Linked DNA regions of Homo sapiens: region 2 is linked to region 1. Evidence: chromatin loops called from intact Hi-C (ENCODE). Cell type or tissue: OCI-LY7. All regions are shown on one strand. Links, peaks and the distances in the headings refer to the core of each region. The heading gives the core; the rest is flanking DNA.

Region 1 (8,343 bases), core at 139-8,138:
TGAACCAGAGATGGGGGTGGGATGGGCCAAGTGGAATCCATCTCTTCTGCAGTACCAAAAGGGCACAGGGCTACTGCCATCCCATATGCCAAAGGGAGAAAATAGAGCCAACCTCAGAGCAAAGCAGTGGCTGCTCTCTGGCTCTGGATCTGGAGCATGAGAAAGAAGAGACAGATGCCAGATGACAAACAGACCTGGCCAGATCTAAGCCAATGAAGCAGGACCTCAAACTAAGCTGGGAACAAATGGAAAGTCCTGAGAAAAGTGGTTTTTTTTGTTTGTTTGTGTGTGTGTATGGGTTTGCTTTCTTTGCTTAATCAAAGTTACAGGTAAATTGATGATATTAGTACACTCATGAATATCTAAAAAACTTTCTTCTGGAAACCTCAGAGACCCTTTATCAATGGAGATGTCATTAATATAAACTACAGTTGCCAGGATATCAAGGATGAAACCTGGCTGGGCCATTATATAACCTTCTCGTCATTGCACAAAAGGTTAGAAGTTCTCCCTACCAACATCACAAGGACATTGCATAGATGAATATACTCAACTATATCAAAGTACTCTAGGATATTTGGAAAAAGAACAACAGAGAAAAAACTATAGTTTTTATTCACATGTGAACACATCTTGACTAAGCTATCTTTTATGATCTATTTCAAAATAATGATAATGATTATTATATCATTCATGAAAAACAGAACATAATTATTACTGAACCTCAAGAATATATGCCCGACTTGCCCATGGTCACAAAATAATGACTTAGACTAAATAGTCTTTTTCTCATGGGGCAAGCCCAAATCATTCTGTAAATATCCCTCCACCTCAGAACCACATAGCCTCAAGTACTTACATTAAACATTCTTGAACAAATGTATTCTAATTAACAATGAACACCAAGAACAGCATTAATCTGTGAATCCATGAACATAATGGTAAGAAACAGCAGAAGCAACTGTGCTGAAGAATGGAGATAGTAAACAAGGGATGGGGCCAATTCAAAAGGGCCACATACTTTGACACTGAGGAGTGTGTACGTGTGTGTCCACATGTACATATGTGTAAGAGAGAGGAGAGCATGTTGTCAGGAAACAGTTCAAGCCCTGCCATGATGATGGCAGGAGATAATGTGTATGGCAGTTGTTTGCGAGTGATCTCCATGTTTCTTAGCCTCATCCAGCTGCACTGCCTTCTTCTCCTATCCCATTACTCAACGTTACTGCTGCCTAGTGTGTGCCACACACTGGGGGATCCCAAAGCTTGAGAACTGAGGCCACTTCCCACAATGTGCTAAACTCTATTTAGCAAAATCTTGAAAACTCCTCTTTAGAAAGAACAATATTCCCGGGGAGGAAAAGCTATTTGCTTTGCCCAAATGAGACCAGAAAATTCAGAGAATTGTTACTATAGTTTACTATGTTATCACTGAAAAAGACTGGGGGGCTTTTTTTTTTAATAGAAGATCTCCTGAAATATAATTATCTGGTTTCGTGTTCCATTACACCTTCCTCATCCTTTAGAAGTACCTTTCACTCATAAGACCCCATGGCTGAGTAATGAATATCCCATAGTTTTACTCAAACTTAAGAGGAGCATGTATTCATGACATCATTCTTAGCATTTTATCAGAAGAGCTAAATTCCTAGAGTTAAATGGAATAGGAAGGAAAGGGATTAACCTCTGCTGCTGGCATAGTACAGTCACGATGCTAATGTCTCAATATGAAAAAGCTGAATTGCAGCAATATCTGAAATCACAGAGAAAGTCCTGTGAGCTTTGAAGGAAAAAATGTAAAGAAATAAAATGTAAAAAGCCAAAGCAAGATTGGGACTCTATTTTTCATTTAGACATGCTTAGTAGAAGAATCATGTATTGCAAGAGCTCACAAATTAGATAGGAGAGGAATGGGTCAGTGAGTTCTGAGATGAGAAAGTTTTTAGAACCTGTAACTTGTAATTGTATTATGGGTGAGTTCCAGCTGTTCCCCTAAGCATATTTTAAACTATAACTTCGACATAGTATTCATTCCCTTGCAATGCTTCAACAGTAAACAGCCAGGGAGTCTATTCTCTTTTCATTTAGCAAGAGGGCTTTATAGCTACACAAAATATCCCCCAGCAATGAAAAATGAAACCCACCAATGTAACATTAGCAACCAGCTGTCAGAAAAAAATCAGGAGTAGGATTGCCAGTCTGGTCATTTCATGCCAAGTGTTCTTGAGAGGCAGTGTGTGTGCGTATGTGTCTTTGTGTGTGCATGTGTACACTGTGTGTAAATGGAGTGTGTTCTGTAGCATGAGAGATGTGCGTGGGTAAATGTCCTAATGATGGCAGAATGCCCAAACATGAAGATGTAGTAGAACCGTCAGTGGTAGAGCAATATAGCACAGACTCTCTATGGCTAATTGTGCAAGGTTCCTCTCACGAGCAGGAAGAGTGAGACAGGAAGATTAAAAAGATAATATATTTTTATGTTGGAATTACTTCGTGTATTATAGGTATGTTTAACATCAGTGAGGGCTCTGGATGCCAGCTTGTAAGTGAAATGCAAACACCATGTATGTATTTTCATTTTTAACCTTCATGAATTTATTTTACAACCTCCCCAAAACATAGAAACCTACAATCCCTTCAAAGTAAACACCCAGCGCTAGCAATTTTGTCCTGCAAGCATGAAATACATTGACCATTATGAGCCAGCGCAGCGATTACCCGTGAATTCTCGTATTCATTCTCTCTCTCTCTCTCTCTCTCTCCCCCACCCCACTCTCTTCCTCCCTCCCTCTTCTCCTCCTCCCCCCCTCCCCGTGTCCCCCTCCCCCCACCCCACTCACCGTTCCCTTCCCTCCCGCATCCCTCCTCCATCTCGGGGCAGAAGAATCTGGTGGGGCTATTTTGCAGAGAGATACAAGTACCAGGTGCCAAGCGGATACCTAGCCTCCTAAACTTAATGCCAATTCCCTCCTGAAAGAGGAGGAATGCAGTGATATCAGCACCGGGGACACGGGGATAGCGAACACCACCGCGGCTCTTGGAGTTTACAGAGGAGCAACCCCAGCTCCGTCGCCACCACCTCGCGCAAAAGCCCCCACCCCACCAAGACACACACACACACACACACACACACACACACACACACACAAAACACGCCGCTCTATCCTGCCCCCCGTTCACACGCGCGCGCGCACACACACACACACACACACACACACACACACACACACACAAGCCCTGGCTTCTTTCCCCATCAACACCGATGTTGCAGCAAGTCTGTCCGCACAATCCCGCACGCCTCAGGACCCAGCCTGGGCGCAGAGCTGGCAGGGCAGGGAGCGCACCGCAGGACTTGTAAATAAACCCTGTTCCATCCAGAACCGGAGCGCTTCTTACTCCACCGACCACCCCGGAGCCCGGCGGCAGGGAGGAGGGGGCGCAAGGGGTCAGGGAATCCTCCCCCTACCTTGCAATGAGAAGAGGGACAGGAAAAAGCCCAGCACCCAGACGCTGTGCAGCCAGTAGGTCCTCATGTCTCCGCTGCGCTCGATGCTCCCTCGCGCGCTCCTGCTCTCGCCTCTTCCGCTCGCGCTCTCTCTAGTAAAACGCGCCGCTCCTTTCCCTCGGTTTCCCTCTGGGTTCTCCTGGTTCCGGCAACCCGGACAGACAAGCCTCTTGCCGCACGACGGCCGGATCCCAGAACAGCCTTGCTCTCCTCTTCGGGAGCGCAAGCCAGGGGCCGGGATGGACGCTCGTAGCCCGTGCCTGGTGTAAACACACCGAGCCCCCTTGTCCCTCGAGCTCTCCCGCTTTCCTGCTTCCTATCCTCCTCTCCCTCACTCCCCTGCAGCTTCAACTAAATGCGATGTACTTAAACAAGCAGCGCCTTATAGGACCGCGAACCGAGCCGAAAGGGCCCCGCTACTGCCATCTAGTGCTCACAGAACGGCATCGCCGCGGCTCTTCTTCGCTGTGTGTCTGTGCCAAGTCTATCCAACGCCGCCAAAGTCCCCTCTGCTCTCAGCAAACACAGGTGAAGCTCTTGCCTTCTTAAATCCTTGACTTGACCTTGCTGTCCCATAAGTCCTGAATTTCTCCTTTTCACGAGGAAGCTCTTGGAACATGCTAGCCGCACATCTTCATCACCTCATTGCTCCTCTCCCTCTCAGAAATCTCCAGTGCTTTCCTAACAACTCTATGGAAATTTTTCTCCAAATGTCACCATGACCTCCACCAAAAAGTCCAATGGCCTTTTGAAGCCTCATCCTACTTGATTTTGATGCTGCGCTTCACAGCGTGTGCCATTCCTTTTTATTTGATTTCAAAGTCACTGGGTCAAAACAATTCTGGCACTTCTGACCTTCCCTCCAAGAGCCCTCTGGGTTCCTCTGCACTTCTTGGTTTATATCTTCTGTTATAATTTCTTTAAGTTACTTGGAAATAAAAGGTCTATTACAGCTACACGAGGATGGAAACCTCCACCACTAACCTCGTGCTTAGCCCTCAGCTTAGACTTCCCAGCTGGGTACCAAGCATCTCAAACTGGATGACTCAGGGCCAGGGCTGAGTTGGGTGAGTAGGCAGATGGGGCCGCTCTGAAGAGCACTGACTAGTAGTTAGGAAAGCTGGATTTCAGTTCTGTTACTGTGGCCTCCACTCGTTGGGGACCTTAACTAAGTCATTCAATCTCTGAATTTCATTTTATTCATCCATGTATTTACATGATAATGAATATTGGTCCCTTCCAACTGTTTGTAATATCTATGCTAGGTTTCTCCACCTTGGCACTACTGACATACTGTACCAGATAATTCTTTACTGTGTGGGGCTGTCTTGTGCACTATAGGATTTATAGCAACATCCCTAGCTTCTGTCCACCAGCTGACAGTAGCACAACCCTCATCCTCCTAGTTATGACAACCAAAAACATCTCCAGGCATTGCCAAATGCCCCCTGGAGGGAAAAACTGACCCAGTTGAGAACTTCTTATCTATACCCACGTGATTTTCTTCAGGAATTATTCCCCTTTTCCAACTTCCCTGTTTCACAGGCTTCAAGAACTTTTAGAAGTATATTTAATTCTCTCTTCTCCAATTTCAGTTGATCATCAGTCTCACCACGACAATGTGTAAATGTGTCTAAGATGTCTCTATGTTTTTTTTTCAGTTTTACTGCCACCTTTTTCATAATAAACACGTGTTGTGCATTATACTTTCTGAAATACTTTTAATTATCTCTAATGCTGTGATATGTTCAAGGGCTATGTTAGCTCTTCGAGCATTAGTGGGAAATGCAGACAAAGACAAGTTAAGTGACTTTTCTTATGACATACGATAGGCCAGTGAAAGCAACATTAGCAGACCTGAAGGAGGTCTCCTGACTCTAGCAGCATTCCTGATCCATCTCTCTAGTATGGGTCTTTATTGCCACACCCCTAGATTTCTACAATAGCCTTCTACCTGATCCCTTTCCTCCATTCACTGCTCTAATCTAGTTTATACGTTACCACCAGGTTAATCTTGTTAACAGTTTCTTCAAGACTCTCACCTGCTTATGAGTTATAGCTGCTCCTTATGGTCTTCTAGAACCATACTAGAATCACCTGAGGACTTTTGCTGACGCATCATCCCACCCCAAACCAATTAGATCACAATTTTTGGGTTGCAGCCCTAGCATCCGGAGTATTTTAAAGATCTCAGGCCATCCTAATCTGCAACCAGGGCTGAAAAACACTAACCTACCAGACAGAATTCAGATTCTTCATTTTTAAAATGTAAGGTCTTCTGAAATTTCTTATCTTACCTTTAACAATTTATTTTTTTTTCAATCCCCAATGGAGACACTTTCTTCTAGATTGCTCAGTCTTCTTTTTTCCCCATGCACTTCCTTTATCTGCTGCTTGTTTGTCTTGCCAAGTCTGTTCCATTCTCAGGAGGCAATTTGCAAGTGGCCAGAGCATAGACTTTGAATCTAGAACTAGATGGATTCAAGTCCTACCATGCCTTTAACAAATGGAGAGACCTTGCAAAAGTCTCAAAGGACTTTTGTGAGTATAACTCATGAAGTACTTAATAAATAATGTCTAGTGGTATTGTTTTTCAAGGATCAACCTTGATTTCTTCAATGTTAATGCATGTCTTAGTAAGGTTTCTCAAAATACAATCAATTTAAGAACCCAGATGCAATAGAATCACAGTGTACATGTTAAAATTCCAGATTACTTAGTCATACACACAACCTAGTCTATTAATATATTTGGATGTTGGAGTCCAGGAATCTGCATTTTACTAGTATATCTAGGTGATTCTTTTGCCCTCTAATGATTGAAAAATCATTCTATAAGAACCACAAAGTGTTAAGAGTTGTGAGAAATTGTTTGCTCATGTAGTCCAGTTTCTCAGCCTCAGCACCCTTGACATTTTGGCCCAGATAATTCTTTGTTGTATGGGGCTGTCCTTTTTATTGCAAGATGTTGAGCAGTGTCCTTGACCTCTACCCACTACATGCCACTAGCAGACCCCTCTCCTCAAAGTATGACAAACAAAAATATCTCCAGAAATCCTATATGTTGCCTGGGAAACTAATTTCCCCCCACCCCAGCCACGCCCATGGAGTACAACTTGTCTAGTCCAAACCTCATTATAAGATAAGAAAACTGAGTTTCAAGGAAATCGCATGACTTGCTAAATCTTGTAGTTTATATTTGGATTTGCCAGAGCCACAAAATGTGTTGCATCAGACTTTGTGATCTCCCTACATTATACTTAGAATGACTTCCAACAATTCTTTAAAATTCTTTCAAAATTGTTCTTGATGCCTAAATTAGATATTTTCCTGCAATATATACTTACTGGCTATAATATCTTTCTGTTTGTTTCTGTATTACTTTAAATAATCAATCCTAATTAATTTCTATGTCTTTGTCATGATTTTCCAAATTGATTTGTAAACACCGCTGCCAATTATCATGTATTAATCACAGAGCCTAGCAGAGTGCTAGATGGGCAGACATTTCTCGAGTATAGCTAGCAGTAGAATAATTACTTGTTTGCGTGTGGTCAGAGGGAGCTTATGCATTCATATATCAATTGTCCAGATATCAAAGTTTTCTTAGATGTAATATATGCTTAGAGACCGTTTGCATAAATATTCATTTTTTTTCAGCGAATGAATGTATCCCATGTTATTTCTGCCCACGCCCTTCACTTTAGTTCAGGTACACTGTTTACAACATAGGAAAGTGGTTCTCAAATTGGTTGGGTAAAGAACTTGTAGAAATTGCATAAATAGCAGACATTCAGGCCCTATCCCCAGAGGCTTTAATTTGCATGTGCATGGGGCTACAGGTCAGTCTGATACCTTGCCAGAGTTCAGGAAATCTAAACTTGAAGATTTGTGTGTGTGTGCGCGTGTGTGTTTAGTATGTTTTGTTGGAAATTTCTGAATGCAAAACTTTGCCCACATTCTTTGACGTTCAATTTATTATATATTCGTGTGGATGACATCCTTCTTAATATCATGGTGGAAGACATACCTGTATATACGGACAGGACATATTTGTATACACAGGTAGAAATTATGTAACTCTCCATCATCACTATTGTTCTAAAAAGCTAATTTGGTCACAAATTCACATAGTTACATACTTACATAGCGTAAGTAAAATAAATAATAGAAACCCTTTCTAGCTTTTTACCTGAGGGCATTTTTTTCCCCTCCCTACAGCTGCCTTCCACTCCAACAAAATCTCAAAGTTTATAAAGCCTGTCAACTTCCATTGCTAATTCTCAGTAATGGGATTGTAATTCGCTTTGGGAAGCTTCCCTGTATTACTGTTAAGTCATTTGCATTCCATAGGATGATTTGTGTTCTGATGAGTCCAGGAATTCCTAGAAGTCTCTTTCCTACCCCGCCCCCTCTTTCATTTGGAGTCTCCTTTTCTGAGTAGCAGCAGAAGCCAAAAGAAAGAAAGAAAAAAACCTTGCATTGCAAGTACAATTAGATCTATGTCTGTAGAAGTGCCTTTTGTCCAGAGACCCCTTAGGATACTATACTGAGACACTGAGCTGAAAAAGGAAAGATGATTTTTTTAACAGATGGGTTGCCTATTTTTGCCCTTCCTACATTAGAGCTGTTTTTTCCCCTTCTCTAAACTAGAGAACTATCATCCTGTAGTGGTATACAACTGTCATTCATTCCTGCCTATATTATACTGTGACTACTTGACTTTAGGCAAGAGAAGGTGATATGCACAATATCTCCCATAATAGACTTTGCAATCTGGCCTGTGGGTTTCTTTTGACTGTCCCAATGCCTGCCAGAGCAGTTTTCACAGATCTAGGA
Region 2 (8,343 bases), core at 39-8,038, 390 kb before region 1:
GAGTCAGATCAGTAGAACAGGTGGCCAAATCCCAACCAACTGTAGAATAAAATAAATCTGCGCTTTCTAAACTTTGATTATTTCCCCTCACCTGAGAGTCTTAATCTTCTTACAGTGATGTGTGTTTCTATGTGTCTGTGTGTGTACGGTGGAGGTGTCAGAAGCGAAGTGGGCAATGAATTGATTTTGCTTCACCTCAGAGAGCATCCTCTCAGTAAATTCCTTGGGGAAATGTCTGATCACCATTGATGGTGGCTCTTGGAATCTAGAATATGGATACTTAGCACTTTTTGACCTGAGCTTTGAGTGTTGAACACAATTGCAACATAACAGGAAAATTCTTGCTCTGCTTCATGATGAGGTATGAACCTTCCTCAACGATCAGCTCTGGGTCTGGGACAGAAATGGGTACACAATAGAGATTGCTGAATAGAATCCCTGAGAGGCTCCAAATCAGATGATGTCTGGGAGAAGACAGGCTCAGGAAAATGGACACACTATTCTCTGGAGTGGCACTGGGGAAGTTTCAGTAGCACAGATTCACTGCCTCCCCATTCCTTCCTGCTCACCACACAAAACAGATCTCTCTCCCTACAAGTCTGTGTTTCCATTCAAGGAAACAGAATTTGAAAACAGCTGTGTGTCCTAAGGCCCAGCAGCAGCCATGACGCCTACTGGGCTCTGGAGCAGGATCCAGCCTGTCTCCTCCCCCTGTCTCACATTGCCTCACATTCCTCTCCAGCCAGCTCCACAGAAGCCTGGCACACCTGCGTTTGCCTTATTTGAACCTGCCTCTTGAAGGAAGCCCTTTTTTGCCTGTTCCCTCCCATTCATTAGTTTTCTGTTCTCTGTTCATTTCTCTAGATTTGAACTGAAACTTGGTGGGGAATCTTCTGTTTCCTCAACAGCTACTTGAATGTACACCCCAGCCCAACAGGTGTTCACACACACGTTCAGATCCCCACTGATTTGTTTTTGCCTTTAGTTTAAATTTCACAGAAGTGTCAATAAACTAATCTTAAAAGGTACAGGCCTCAACAGGAGCCAAAAACCTAAAATATTGACAAATGAGCTCAAAACACCATGAATCCAGTAAGTTAAACCTGATAGTTCTGAAATATATATTTCTTCTTTCACTATTCTACCTGTAATGGGAAGCACGGAAGAGCTAGGGTCAAGAGAAAAAGACAACATGTCTACATTCACAGTTTTCTTTAAAACTGTCTTCTCTCCCTCTCAGAGACAAACACTTGGATATACTAAGAACTATCCATGTCCTTACATCCATAATCACACTAGCACAGGCTTCTGTGCTCAATGACTCAGAAGACCTGGTTGGTGGTTGGAGTGGGAATGCATAGGTCAACATTTACTCAGCACGAATATGCCCCAGAAAGTCTATATACCACCCCGTAAGATGTATTCAGGCTCAGAGAGGGTAGGTAACTTGTCCAAGTCACACCCAGGGAAGCAACAGAGACAGAATTTAAATTAGTTCTTCCCGATGCCATGATACTTTCCCATTACACAGTGCTGCCTTCTGGGGTAGCAGGGTTAGCCTCTGAACACTATTCCCAAATCCTACGCATATCGGAGTCAGTTGGAGAATCTCTTTTAAAATATATATTTTGAGGTCTCATGCCTAGATATTTTTATTTTTAAGTCTTAGTTGGAACTATGGGAATGTATGTATAGTTTTAAAGTACCCCCAGGTGAGTCTGATCTACTGATGGATTTGAAAAACACTATTTTACATTATCCACAGCAACAGTTAATAAGCACTGGTAAACATCATCTGGCTTATTTTTGATAATTCATTATGTGTTTTTCAGCTGTAACGTTATCAAAATCTGTTTAAATTCACTTAGTTTTTACTATTTAAGAATAGAGAAATGCATAAATGTACTCTCTGCTATGTAGCATCTACCAACTACGCACCTCTCTACCTGCTAGCTTCTGTGGTTTTCCCATGGCCATGGCACTGTAGGCTCTACCCATCCAGTTTGTGTTTACCTTATCTATGCCCTTTATCTTTTTGTAGAGGTCAGCATGTAGAAAGGTAATCATTTTAATCTGCTCTCACATAGCACCCTTTTTAAAAATCCCTCTGATCATTTCATCTGCCCTTCTTCAGACCTTTTCTAGCTCTATTTCCTCTCTTTTAAGGTTCATCAACCAGAACCACATATAGTGCAGATGAACGAAGGTTTTGTACAAGGGCATTGGCCTTGGTGTTCCTGGGGGATGCAATGTAGTTATCCTAAAAAAGGCAAATCCTAGGGATTGAAACGTAAAATAGAACTGGAAATAGAAAGAGAGAGGAGATAGGCACATGAATAAAAATTCTTCCTTTTTTCTGTCTCAGGCTATTTATTCCTTCATTTCTTTTTGCTTCTTAAGTGGAAAATGGGTGGGGATTGGATGACAGGACATTAGAGGAGCTGCAGTGACTTGGGGAAGCAGAGATGTTCATTAATTCAAGCTGGTCCGTAGAGCAGTTGACAGGATTCTAGGCAAAATTGTTTTTATTAGCATCTATCTCCCTTTTTAAATCCATGACTCCTGGGTTTCTGTTCTTCCCTTTGCCTTTCCCTACATTTCTTTAAGTAAGAGGTCTATTGGCTGTCCAAAATATACCCCAAATCACCATCTGCTCCCAAATCCTTGCCTTCCCTACCCCCTCCTACTCTCAAAACAAAAGTGCACATTTGCAGAAGAAATTTTGCTGAGCTGGCAGCCCTCAGGAGCTGGTGATCTGATTATCTCATTAAAGCAATTTACTCGGAGTGTGAATGAGCCTTAACCCTTCCAGGGATCACATGAATTTTGAAAAGCATTTGTCAAACCTAAATAATCTATGATTGATCACATTTTTGGGCACATTGGAATATGCATAAGTGCGGGGGTGGGGAGGAGTCTGTTTTGGAGAGATGGCTGCTTCTTTCTCCTTTTTGCACACTTCCAGGCATGGGTGTTGTGTGTCGGGGAGTAGGAGGGGTGACATCAAGAGAGAAATGCACAGACACCGCATTACAGCTGCACAAAATGCATACTTGGTTAAGTAAAAACAGAGAGTCCTTTGGGGAAGAGAAACAGATTAGCTGATGAAATCCCAATTTTTTCAAAATTTAAAATCTCCTAACTGTGGAGGGGCATTTATGCTTTAAATGGACTCCCCATCAATTCCTTTTCTTGCTCACAGCACTAATTTGCTATATTTTCTTGAGTACTGATCATACCTTCCTTGGAGTTCATCAACAATTCCTTCTGTGTTTCCTTTTGTATACCTCTCCCCACAAACCTTAGTGCCAACTGCAAAGTTGAATAGCAATCTCATAGGATTGCGGCATTGGAAAGAACCTAAGAAATCACCCAGTTACATTTTTCATCCTAGTTTTAATAGACGTCTGTCATTTTTGCAACCCATTGTCTAGACGTCTTTTTTCCAGATAGAAGACTAGCCTGAATTATCTTTCAGAAACAACCTGTCCACACTGTCAGCCCAGGCAATTTGCCTGAGTTTGACCCTATTTTCAATTGGGGGAAGGGTAGGCCCTGACTGACTTTTGTAATGAAACAACTATCCCATACCCAGCTGACCACAGTAATTGCCTCAGGAGTGGGAAAGGAAGCTAATTATGGGTAAGGCAAATCAGGTTTGGAATTTTCATTATACCGTTTATAAGGGAGGTTTTTCCTTAGACGTGAGATACAGGGTGGGAAATCTAGAGGGCTGTAGCCATCTGGCTATCATGAAACCAAGCTGCTGTCAGAATGAAACCACAAGAAAGGAGGGGAAGTGAATTTTGTGGGCATCATCAGAGCCCTGCATGTAGCTTCTGCAAAACTAAAGCTTGATTAAGCCCACCACTTCTCAGCCACTACATCTCCTTTTAGATTTACATAGTTTTGAGCAGGATTTTCAATCACTTGCATCAGAGAGGAACCAAAACGACAGGCCTAAGATGGGGAATGAAATTATTTCTACTCTAGCCTGCCACACAGTTTTCCAAACATTAGGAAATCCTTCTGAATATTTTATTCTCTGTATCTTCTGCCCATTTACTCAAGTGTTTTATTTAAGGTTTTGTTTAGAGATAATCAGAATTTCTTTCATTCTGTTATCCCTCAGGTACTTGAACACAGTTAGCCTGGCTCATCGTACCTAGATCCCTAATTTGTCAATTCTGTGGGAAAAACATCTTGAGTTACTGCAACTTTTCTTTATATGACAAGTTGCCACCCCATGAATGATACATATTGCTGCAGTTGTTATTGAAACGTAGTTCCTGTAATGCAGGATCACAGGACCCTGTGGGTTTATAGCTCTGTGACATCCCTCCATCCCTCATAGCCCCCCCGCCGCTGTTAAAACTCTATTGTTATTTATGCAACCTAAGTTACAGTCTTTTTTATTAGCTACTGTATCACACTGTGGAAATTTCTGTCCTCCAAATAACCAGAAAAATGTTTTCATTTTAAATGGCACGCCCCTTAATCTTATATTTTCAGGATAATATTTTTATCATAAAATTAATACATGTATGTTATGGAAAATTAGAAGACATAAATAAACATAAAGAAGAAAATTTTATTCCTAAAATTATTAACCAGAGAAACCACAGACATACTCCTGGATAGCCCTTCACACATTTCTTTTCATGTCTTTGCATATCTACATAAGCATAACATTTATTTTGTAAAAATAAAGTATATAATATTCTTCCACAGTCTTTTTAACTGCTTTATCATTGATATATTCTCATATAAATAGGTAAATACAACATATTTTTAATGGATGTATAGTATTGCCTTGTGGCAGGGGTACAATTTGACTGACTGACTATTCATGTTTTTTTTTTTTTTTTTTCTGTCAATAGATATGTTCCTGATTATTTTCTTAGACTAATTCTCTCTGATAGAGTAGCAAGTTTAGAGGTTATGAATATTTTGGAGCTTCAGTTGTTTATTTCCTTATTTCCCTCCAGGAGGATTAAACTAATTTATCAGCTCATTAGCAACATCCCCACCATCATGAGGTGTCATTTAAACAACAACGAAAACTATCATCAGGACTTGCAACTTAATCATCTTGATGTTGGCCCAAGAGTTTAGCCTGTCAGCATTGTTTTAAGTCTTCATTCTCATTAATGCATTATTGATATTCACCTCTTGTCACATTATTATTTATAATGGAAAAGTTACTTCTATGACACAGTTAATAACAGATAAAAATCTTGAGCAGGGTCATGCCTTGTTAAGGTTAAATACTTTGAGACCTCTTTCCAGGTTCAAGTGAATTTGTAAGTTAATATTATTTGGATTGTTATACCTCTTTTACTATAACCCAACCCATGTTTTCATCTTCTCCACCAGATTTGGTGGCTTGGCAGAAACCTAAAATTAAGATATGTCTCTGTGGGTTTCCCTACCACATCTCTAGCTAGCTTTCCTTTGAGATTAGAATTAAGCCCAAAGTTACAATTCCCCCAAAACATCTTCTACCTTAGGAAAGATGAAACTGTCAGCACAGTAAGTCAGGTCAATAATTTATCAGAGTCTGCTTTTAGTAGATATTTTAGTGTGAATTCCCTCATCTAGACCATTTATAAAAGTGTCAAAACTGGCCCTGGGAGTGATTCCTCTGAGTCTTAATTATTAGCCTTTCTCTACATATAAAAATGTATATGTATTCCTATATCTTTTCTTCTTCTGACTTCAAATCTAATCCCCTATTATAAATTATTTCCTCTACCTCCATAGTGATTCATTTTAATAGTGTATATTACAGGAAGATAGTAATAACTTCTGATGTTCTAAAAATTCTCTGAAACTCCTTAGGAATGTTAGTTTATGAGAGCATATGTTACTACACAATGGAGATTTTAAAAAATAAAAAGCATAAGTGCTAGAGATAAGGACTGTTTGGGTATACTCAAACTGGAATAGGAAAAAGGTAGGTCTTAGACAAATAATTTAGTGCCATAGCCTTAGTTTGTTCTTTTATCTACCAAGTAATGAATACTTGCCATGTGTACCTCACAGAGGTCCCAAGATTATCAAATAAAAGCACACACACAGGGTGTGAATGTGCCATCGTGAAGCACCAAATAATGTATAAACATCAGCATATTTAATAAAAATAAATATGTATAATAAATATCTCATTTAATCTTCAATGATGTCAAGGCCTTTAATCTCAGTTTTAGTAGATGCCAATACTGAGGCTCCAAGAGTTTGCTGTTAACACCCAGGATTATATGGCAGATTTGTATCCCCAGTCCCAGTTCATAAGGCTCCAAATCAATGGTCATTTGACTTAATGGGTTGTGAGGTATGTGGCTGAAAGTCATTCCCTACTTATCATCAAATATTAAAGTCTGGAAATTTAAAAAATAAATATAATTTAGAATTATATTCAATTTTGAATTATACAAAATTGTATCTTTAATTATGTCATTATCACTCATTGGAATTTCATGCTCTTTCCAGACTGACAGAAAATAGGGGTGGAGGTACAGCTAGCATGAAATTAATTATTTATGCTTAACATCCAGCCTTTCTGAGGTGCCCACAGGGAGTAACAGATACTGATGCCACTTTAATAATTATGTTGACTATGAATTATTGCAGTGCTTGACTTTACTATAAATGTTGTGGTGTTTTTTCAAAATCTGGGTACGCCTATGGGAGTGTGTTGAGTATATGAATGTCATCTGTCATATGTGTCACAGCAGAAACAGTAGCTGGGGATGCTGGACAACATCAGTCTGCAACTCCAGAAGAGGTATAAAGGAATTTATATACTTCTTAAAAGATTTTCATCTCTTCATTGAGCTATCTGATGTGTGAGATTATCTAATCCTCCAAGGGCAGGAAATTTCATTATTTTAAGATTTGAACCCATATAACTTGACTTATTCTGTTTTCATAAGGGGGATCCTATAGTAATCCCTCAGCTACTTAGATCCCTTTTAATTAAGGTCCTTAAAACAGAGAAAATACTTTTTTTATAAAGTGGAAGCTTGGTAGGTAGAAAAACAAGTTCAGATGCCTGCAATGTCTGAGACTTCACAGTTACTTTGAACAAGAGCAAACAGGCCAGTGAAAATAAGATGCACGGAGACCTATAGGTAGAGAAGCAGATGTCAGTCCCAGCTTTTGGTGACCTGCAGCACTGAAAATATTTAAATTGAAATGACACATCTAGTCTGGTGAGATCCCCCTTAAACAATGACTGTTTGTTGAAACAGGCCATGGAGTTCCTTAGGGGTATTTCTGGAAAGACAATTCTGGTTGATAATATAAATTTTCAACAATGGGTATAGCTTAATGAATCAACTAAAGGTTACTTTCGGTAAACTACACGTAATTTAAAAGTACTACAGATGGCAGGAAACTCACTTATTTATATTACCAGAGAAGGTGGTGTTACACATAGATGAAATTTTCTGTATAATTAAAGCCCAACCACTTTTTGTCAAGATCTGCAAAAGAATGTAAGAGTGGCTAACCCTACCTAAATTTGTTGCAACTGCAATAAACTTTAAGCTCTTGTTTCTGCTCTGACAGTAAGCAATCTGACAGCAAAGAATAATGGCATGGGCTGAAAAACCTGATAACCAAGTCTAAACAAATAATCTCATGTAAGAGTAATAGGTTCTCAAAGACAGTTTGAGGAAAAAAGTCCTGAAACATTGATACATGTATAGCATGCCAGACTGTGAGTGGGGAAAGAAAGATCCTAGTAGTCACAAATAAGAAGGCCACTCCATGTTATATCTCAGATATTACACAGTCAATGTCTCTGCCTATGAAAAATCCTGTTGATTCTGTCCCCAGTTGAGAGCTGACTCTTCCTGCTGTAGTCAAGGTGGAAAAATTTCACCCCATCTCTCTCTCACCCAAACATGGGGGAGAGTTTCCCAGGCAAATCTAACAAAGCAGTGCTCAATAAAATACTCAGGGCAGCAGTCACATACATGTAACTTCAGAGTCTGTTGTCAAATAGTCAAAGAATATCTGCCCCACAAAAACAAAGAGAATTCATCTTTGATCTCTAATCAGTGGAAGGCATAATGCAACTCTTCTTCATCTACAGGTGAAGAATCTTTAAAAAAGACCTGAACTCTGAGTAACTACTGAAGGCAAGCTTAGGTTTCTCTGCAATTAAAAACAGGGACCCCGGCCGGGCACGGTGGCTCACGCCTGTAATCGCCCAAAATTTGGGAGGCTGAGGCGGGTGGATCACCTGAGGTCAGGAGTTCAAGACCAGCCTGGACAACATGGTGAAACCCCATCTCTACAGAAAAATACAACAATTAGCCGGGCATGATGGCGGGT

Evidence for each region. Hi-C counts contacts between places; a loop is a spot of excess contacts. Peaks named below come from ENCODE experiments on the same cell type or tissue, not always from the same donor. Only the 100,000 strongest peaks of a DNase experiment are listed, where the experiment ranks them.
Region 2: it touches region 1 in a loop (2.8-fold over the local background); 3 of 110 quality-filtered maps call a loop at or near these places.

What each region holds. Positions count from the first base shown.
Region 1 is chr3:117,993,716-118,002,058 of GRCh38, forward strand. LINC03051 (long intergenic non-protein coding RNA 3051) reads right to left here and starts at 3,864. Exons shown (of 3, transcript NR_182298.1): 1 at 3,467-3,864. RefSeq lists an enhancer at 3,535-4,081. In OCI-LY7, for the core only: CTCF peaks have their summits at 3,930 (motif pointing left) and 4,134; a DNase peak (open chromatin) is centred at 3,916; H3K4me3 peaks cover 1,079 bases.
Region 2 is chr3:117,599,524-117,607,866 of GRCh38, forward strand. No RefSeq gene overlaps it. Among named protein-coding and RNA genes, the nearest start is that of LINC02024, 87 kb to the right of the region's middle. In OCI-LY7, for the core only: no CTCF peak of the experiment used is centred there; a DNase peak (open chromatin) is centred at 3,838; H3K27ac peaks cover 549 bases.